Linked DNA regions of Homo sapiens: all the other regions are linked to region 3. Evidence: read pairs that join two places in POLR2A ChIA-PET (ENCODE). Cell type or tissue: PC-9. All regions are shown on one strand. Region 1 has its middle 64 kb from the start of SCN8A. Region 2 overlaps LIMA1 (LIM domain and actin binding 1). Region 3 overlaps GALNT6 (polypeptide N-acetylgalactosaminyltransferase 6).

Evidence for each region. Peaks named below come from ENCODE experiments on the same cell type or tissue, not always from the same donor. Only the 100,000 strongest peaks of a DNase experiment are listed, where the experiment ranks them.
Region 1: POLR2A ChIA-PET joins it to region 3 with 6 read pairs; 3 of 35 experiments call an interaction of 5 or more read pairs at or near these places.
Region 2: POLR2A ChIA-PET joins it to region 3 with 6 read pairs; 2 of 35 experiments call an interaction of 5 or more read pairs at or near these places.

What each region holds. Positions count from the first base shown.
Region 1 is chr12:51,526,039-51,528,538 of GRCh38, reverse strand. No RefSeq gene overlaps it. Among named protein-coding and RNA genes, the nearest start is that of SCN8A, 64 kb to the left of the region's middle. In PC-9, no CTCF peak of the experiment used is centred here; no DNase peak of the experiment used is centred here.
Region 2 is chr12:50,225,611-50,228,110 of GRCh38, reverse strand. All of the region lies in intron 3 of LIMA1 (LIM domain and actin binding 1), which reads left to right. Among named protein-coding and RNA genes, the nearest start is that of MIR1293, 7.4 kb to the left of the region's middle. In PC-9, no CTCF peak of the experiment used is centred here; no DNase peak of the experiment used is centred here; H3K27ac peaks cover 402 bases.
Region 3 is chr12:51,382,368-51,384,867 of GRCh38, reverse strand. The region is part of intron 2 of GALNT6 (polypeptide N-acetylgalactosaminyltransferase 6); the gene reads left to right. Among named protein-coding and RNA genes, the nearest start is that of GALNT6, 7.8 kb to the left of the region's middle. In PC-9, no CTCF peak of the experiment used is centred here; a DNase peak (open chromatin) is centred at 1,137; H3K27ac peaks cover 827 bases.

The sequences.
Region 1 (2,500 bases), 140 kb before region 3:
CATACCCAAGAAATGCTTGTGGATGAAACACAGAGGCCCAGTCTCTGTGAATGCCACTGGGATGATATTTATGCACCATAAAATAAACGTTAAACACTCAATACATACATTGCATTGTAGCAAAGTGATTTCAAATATATCATAAAATGACAGGGATAAAATGAAGTGACCTTCATTTCCTGCTTCTTATAGAGAAGGAAACTGATACGAAAAGTGCGGAAGTGTCTTACCCAGGGTGGGTCATGCAGCTAGTGAGTGGCAGAACTGGGATGAGGAGCTGAGATCATGGTCAGATGGAAGTGGAGTTTGGGCCCCCTAGAAGGCTCACCAGTGGTTGCTGGGCAGGCATTGAATTTGCCCCTCATCTGTGTAGCTGAAGCTGAAAGGAAGTCCTCAGCATGCTCAGTACTGAGACAGAAAATCTCTCTTCTCCATGATGCCAACCTCAAGAGGGAAGAGGGAAGTTGCCCTCAAATAAACTAGTGATATGTGTGGGCGAGTTTTCCCTGAAAAATGTAGCAATTCCCCAGAATCCAGGGGCAGGTTTTCTTTGTTTTTTGTTTTGTTTTGTTTTGTTTTGGAGACAGGGTCATGTTCTGTCACCTAGGCTGGAGTGCCGTGGCACAATCATAGCTCACTGCAGCCTCAAATTCCTGGGCTCAAGCAATCCTCCTGCCTCAGCCTCCTGAGTAGCTGGGACTACAGGTGTGTGCCACCATGCTCAGCTAATTTTTAAATTTTTTTGGTAGAGATGGGGTTTTGCTATGTTGCCCAGGCTGGTCTTGAACTCCTGGGCTCAAGCGATCCTCCCACTTCAATCTCTCAAAGTGCTGGGATTCTACAGGCATGAGCTGCCATGCCTGGCCAGGTTTTCTAAATTTCATAATATTTATTGAAGTTCCTATTTGTCTTGAAGTGCACTTGTACTATTCTCAAACAGCAGGTAAACCCCTGATAGTAGGAACCCACTCTTTCTTTTCTCAATGTTGAGGTGCCTGGAGGAGGCCCTAGCCCAGCTCGGCATCTGTTGTTTTTTCTGGCCTGGGGAAAGGCTGTACTTCTCTGTAAAGGTTTTGTTCAAGTCCTGGTGGCTGATAAAGAATCTGGGCTACACCTACCTGGTTTTGGGGGTTTGGGGGGACAATGAGGGGCCTCAGTCTGGTGGGGAGCTGGAGAGCCTGCTCAGGGATGCTTGATCATCTCTACTCAACCAAAACCCATGCAGTCCAGACCATCTCCTGCTGCAGCAAAACGGCACGCCCATTCCCTGCAGGAGGAGAATCCGTTGGTTCTGTTGGGGAAAGCGGTTAGCTGAAGAGTAGTATCAAGAGCTTTACAAATCGGCATATCCTTTAAACAAACAGTTACCATTACAGATTCTATTCTAAAGAAATGATGTGACAGCAAAACCTTTACTTACAAAGATGTTTGTCACAATCTTGGTAACAGGCAATCAATTAGAAATAGCACAGATGTCCAACAATAGGGAATTGGTTCAATCAGTCATTGTGTATCCCTTGATGTTATCCAGTTATTAATAATGATGTTTATAATGACTTTTTGATGACATGATAGTGGCCAAAAAAATCCAGATTCCTACCACAAAAAAATTAAGATAATTATATGAGGTGGTGGATATATTAATTAGCTTGGTGTGGTGATCATTTCACACTGTATACATACATCAAAACATCGAGTTGTTCACTTTATATGATTTTTGATGATTATAGCTTAATAAAGCTGAAAAAATCAATTCAAGTGTTACATACAGCATGGTTGTAATAATGTAAACAGAAATATGCTCAGAAAATGACTAGAAAGAAATGTATCAAAATGTGGTTTCCTTCAATGGTAGAATCACGGATTTCTATTGTCTTCTTTTCCTACTGTTAAACCTGATTGTTAGGCGGACAGCTCAGAAGGCCTCTGTGGTTCCATCCTTTGGTGCCCACACCTTTGTACACTCCCTCCCTTCGCGTGTGGGTGGAACCTGTAAGATGCAGCCAACAGGCTGCAGCAAGGGCGATGGGACGCCACTCTGTGATTATGAACGTTATACAGCAAAGGTGAGGAGATTTCTCTGGTGTAATTACTGCCCTCAGTCTGTTGACTCTAAGTTAATCACAAGGGAGATCATCTTAGTAGGCCTGACCCAATCATGTGAGTTCTTGAAGAAAGGGTCCAGGAATAAGAGGTACTCTCTAGAAGGGGTTTACCTGCTGTTTTGTTGTTTGTTTGTTTTGAGACAGGGTCCCGCTCTGTTGCCCAGGCTGGAGTGCAGTGGTGCGATCTCGACTCACTGCAACCGCTGCCTCCCAGGTTCAAGCAATTCTCCTGCCTCAGCCTCTGGAGTACTTGTGATTACAGGTGCCCACCACCATGCCCGGCTAATTTTTGGATTTTCAGTGGAGACAGGGTTTCCCCATGTTGGCCGGGTTGGTTCTGAACTCCTGGCCTCAAGTGATCCGCCCGTCTTGGCCTCCCAAAGTGCTAGGATTAC
Region 2 (2,500 bases), 1.2 Mb after region 3:
CGAGGCGGGCGGATCACAAGGTCAGGAGATCGAGACCATCCTGGCTAACACGGTGAAACCCCGTCTCTACTAAAAATACAAAAATTAGCCGGGCACGGTGGCGGGCGCCTGTAGTCCTAGCTACTCGGGAGGCTGAGGCAGGAGAATGGCATGAACCCAGGAGGCGGAGCTTGCAGTGAGCCAAGACCGCGCCACTGCACTCCACACTCCAGCCTGGGTGACAGAGCGAGACTCCGTCTCAAAAAAAAAAAAAAGAAAAAAAAAATTACCATATCAAATAAATACTCAGAGTGGGCTGGGGGAGAATTTAGGAGGGATCTGAACTGTGCTACATCTAGAAAGGCTTCCCAGAAGAGGCAGTGCCTGACTCAACCCTAAAGGACCAAGAGGAATTAGCTAAGCAGAGGCGACAGGGAGTGGCAGAATCTTTGTATTCTAGATGGAGGAAGCAGCACACGCACAGCATGAAGGCATAAGAGAACAGGCCTACTTGACAGATGAAAAGATGGTTGTCGCATTCACCAAGATAGACAATTCAAGAAAAGAAACAGGTTAGAGAGTGAGGAGTAAAGGGAAGACTTCGGGCCTGGCACGGTGGCTCACATCTGTAATCCCGGCTGAGGCGGGTGGATCACCTGAGGTCAGGAGTTCGAGACCAGCTTAGCCAACATGGTGAAACCCCATCTCTACTAAAAATACAAAAAATTAGCCGGGCTTGGTGGCTCACGCCTGTAATCCCAGCTACTCGGGAGACTGAGGCAGGAGAATTGCTTGAACCCAGGAGGCAGAGGCTGTGGTGAGCCAAGATTGCACCACTGCACTCCAGCCTGGGTGACAGAGCAAGACTCCATCTCAAAAAAAAAAAAAAAAAAAGAAAAGAAAAAAGAAAGTGAAGACTTCAACCTTAATCAAGAAGGAGTTTAAGATGCCTCTAGCACTTCCAGGTAGAATTGGTAGAAAAGGAGAGATGTCTATCTAGAGATAAGTTCTATAACTCTGTCTATATAGATACACAGTATACATCTATCTATGTATTTGTTGATACTATAATCTATATGGTGGGTGAAATCGGGATGAATAACATCATATACAGAGAATATGTAAAGTAAGCAAAGCAGAGGACCTAAGACAAAAACCCTGAGGGACCCCACCATATAAGGGAGGGACAGAGGAGGAGAAACCTGTAAAAAAAAAAAAAAAAGAAAAAGAATTACTAAATTATGAAACTGAGTAGTGGCCAGATAAATGAGAAGAAATCTTTTTTTTTTTTTTTCATATGGAATCTTGCTCTTTCGCCAGGCTGGAGTGCAGTGGCATGATCGCAGCTCACTGCAACCTCCGCCTCCCGGGTTCAAGCGATTCTCCTGCCTCAGCCTCCCGAGTAGCTAGGATTACAGGCGCACGCCACCACGCCCACCTAATTTTTGTATTTGTAGTAGAGACAGGGTTTCACCATGTTGGCCAGGATGGTCTCAATCTCTTGACCTTGTGATCCGCCCGCCTCGGCCTCCCAAAGTGCCAGGACTACAGGTGTGAGCCACTGCGCCCAGTGAAATCTTTTTTTCATTATTGTTTTTTTCTACACCCTTCTTGCATCTCAAAATGGGAAGAAATCTAAGAAAAAGGGGTATCACAGAAAAGTTGGAAGCAATTTTTACCAGGGAGAGTGGTCAGTAATGTCAGATGCTATAGTGAGATAAAATAAAGCAGAAGCCTCCAGTGCTTTTAGCAGTTGAGGTAAGTGGACGTGAATAGGTATTTAAAGAAGAGGGTGGGCATGGTAGCTCACACCTGTGATCCCCACACTTTGGGAGGCCGAGGTGGGAGGATCACTTGAGCCTGGGAGTTTGAGCCTGGGCAACATAGTGAGAACCCTCTCTATAAAAATTTTAAAAATTTAGCTGGGCGTGGTGGCATGGGCCTGCGGTCCCAGATACTTGGGAGGCAGAGGTGGCAGGATCACTTGAGCCCAGGAGGTCAAGGCTGCAGTGAGCCGTGATCATGCCACTGCACTCTAGCATGGGCAATAGAGCAAGAACCTGTCTCAAAAATAAATAAGTAAATAAATAAATAAAATAGATAACAAAGAAGTAACAGTGTAAAAACATGCTTAGCCTCACTGATGATCAGATAAATGTAAATTAATAATGAGATATAAATTGTAATCTAAACAGTTGGCAAATAATTTTGAGCAATACATATATTCATCAGTGGGGGAATGGTAATTGCACATACAGTATAATATACTATATGGTTATTAAGATTTTGGCCAGGCATGGTGGCTTACACCTATAATCCCAGCACTTTGGGAGGCCAAGGCAGGTAGATCACCTGAGGTCAGGACCAGCCTGGCCAACATGGTGAAACCCCGTCTCTACTAATAACACTAAAATTAGCCGGCATGGTAGTATGTTCCTGTAAGCCCAGCTACTTGAGAGGCTGAGGCAAGAGAACTGCTGGAAACTGGGAGGCAGAGGTTGCAGTGAACCAAGATCGTGCC
Region 3 (2,500 bases):
TATTGCCTAGGTTGTAGTGCAGTGGCATGATCATAACTAACTACAGCCTCAACCTCCTGGGCTCAAGCAATCCTCCAGCATCAGCCTCTCAAGTAGCTGAGATTACAGGCCTATGCCACCACACCCAGCTAACTGGTCTCTTTTTGCTAATTGGTCTTTTTTTTTTTTTTTTTTTTGAGACAGAGTCTTGCTCTGTCACCCAGGCTGGAGTACGGTGGTGCTATTTCTGCTTACTGCAACCTCCAGCTCCTAGGTTCAATCAACTCTCCTGCCTCTGTCTCCTGAGTAGTTGGGATTACAGGCACATGCCACCATGCCTGGCTAATTTTTGTATTTTTAGTAGAGAAGGGGTTTCACCATGTTGGCCAGGTTGGTCTTGAACTCCTGGCCTAAAGTGATCTGCCCACCATGGCCTCCCAAAGTGCTGGGATTTCAGGTGTGAGCCACTGTGCCTGGTCCTAACTGGTCTTTTAAAGAAATTTTTGAATGCTAATTTGCAACACTCTGAATTTATTTTATAATATCACAGTGGATTGTAATCAGCAGTTTGATACAAGCTGGGCTGGGTAAAGCCTCAGTTCCTTACACCAGTGAGAGAAGGTAAGTTTGTGTTCTGGCCGGTGGGGCCAGGGAAGCAAATCCCATTTGTTCAATCTAGGCAGGCTTTTCAGAGAGGATTTCTGGCATCATCTCGGGATCAAAGCCAAGGATGGTCCAAAGAGTTGCAGGCCCAAGGGTAGCTGGAGGAAAAAGACTTGGGAAGAAGTGCTGAGCCACAGCGAGAGGGAAATGAGTGGATGGGGGCTGCGGGCACACTTGCCAGGAAAGCAGGAGGCCAGGTGTGGGAGCCCAAAGGTGAGGGAGATATACAAGACACCAGGGGCGGATCTCGTGAAGCTTTGTACTTGAAACAATAGCAAAGAATAGCAGCTATTCTTTCTCCAAGGCTGGTGGAGGGGCGACCTCCACGACCTTGCTAACCATACTTCTGGGAATCATCTCCTACACAGGGAGCAGAAATCCTTAACCCCAAAGTCCTGTGGCTTGCACTAGATTCTGTGTCTCTTCTAAGGGACTCTTCCTGTTGCCCTCATGCTAAGCAAACAAACTAGAGAATGAGTGCCTCACCACCAAGGCTAATCCCAGGTGTCTCATTTCGGTTCAGGATGTGGTTAGTACCTTGAGGAACTGTAGGTTTGAGAGAGAAAGCTTCAGGCAGCCAGATGGGATTGAGAGATTAGATGCCTAGGAAGAGCTCAATTTAACCCTATATTTCTTTCTCCAGGGAAAATAAAAGAAGCAAAAACAGGCCCTGCTGTGAGGGACCACGAGGCAGTGCCAGGATGAAAGAGTTGGAGTAACCTAGGTGATTCTGAGTGAATCAGTCAGGAGGCCTTCCTGGAGGGGGTGAGTCTTGAGCACTGGCAACAGTTAGTAACTACAATCTTACCATGCCTTTGTTTCTAACTGTGCTCCCTCTTTCTTGCTGGAGTGGGAAGGTAGATGGAAAGTAGCAGGGAAGACGAAGCCTGCAGGACGGTTCAAAGCTGTCATGGCAAACACTCCCCCATTCTGCAGGCCTCTGTGTGGGCTTAGCCGGGACAGTTCCAGAACTGATGAGGTGTCTAGCTCAAGCAAATCCCCCTGTGCTAGCCCCAGCATAGCTCAACCTCTGTGACAAGAAACTCCTGCTACACTGAATCCCCATTTCCTCCCCGAAGCCTTCCTCAAACCCACAGGGAACTCTACCTCTCTCAGCTTAGCTCTTACTGTCTGTGCTATTCTGCTTTAATTTTATTCATTTTTGAATAAGTAATATAGTCAGGGTTCAAAGTACAAAAGAGTATTCAGTGAAAGGTCCTTTTCCTGCTCCTGAATCTCCCCTGGTCAGGTGCTTCCTTCACCTGGTCAGTGCTATCAGTTCTCGTTCTCCAATAAGATTTTCAAATCCCTTGGGGAAAGGAATTGAGCCTTTGTGTCCCTCTGTGTACCAGACGGGGTAAACTGTCCCACCCCATCACCCAAGGGGGTCTTCCTAGGCACCATACCCTCCCTCTTCCATCCACACTGCTACTAACTCTCCTGGGTCAGACTCCGAATGGGTCATCCAGCTGCCAAGCAGGTCCCTTTCCAAGATACCCTCCACCGCTGTCATATTGCTCTTCCTGTAATGCTGGGCTCCCAGCTTAACGCTTTATTACTCCCCATGCCTTGGGTCAAGGGCAAATGCTCCTCAGCATGATGAACAAGGCCCTTAGGACTTGGTTTCAGCCACCTCTGTAGGCCCAATTTCTGCTACTCCTGCCATACCAGACTGCTTACAGTTCTGTGACTGGCTCTTCTGTCTCCCACCTCTAGACCATTGCAGGTACTGTGCCTTCTGCCTGAAATGTGCTCACCTCGCCTCGCTGACTCCTACTCGCCAGTTAGTGTTCGGCCCATTTCTGCCCCCGTGAGATTTCTTCACAGATGTTGCCCTCCCCCATTTGCTGAGTTTCCT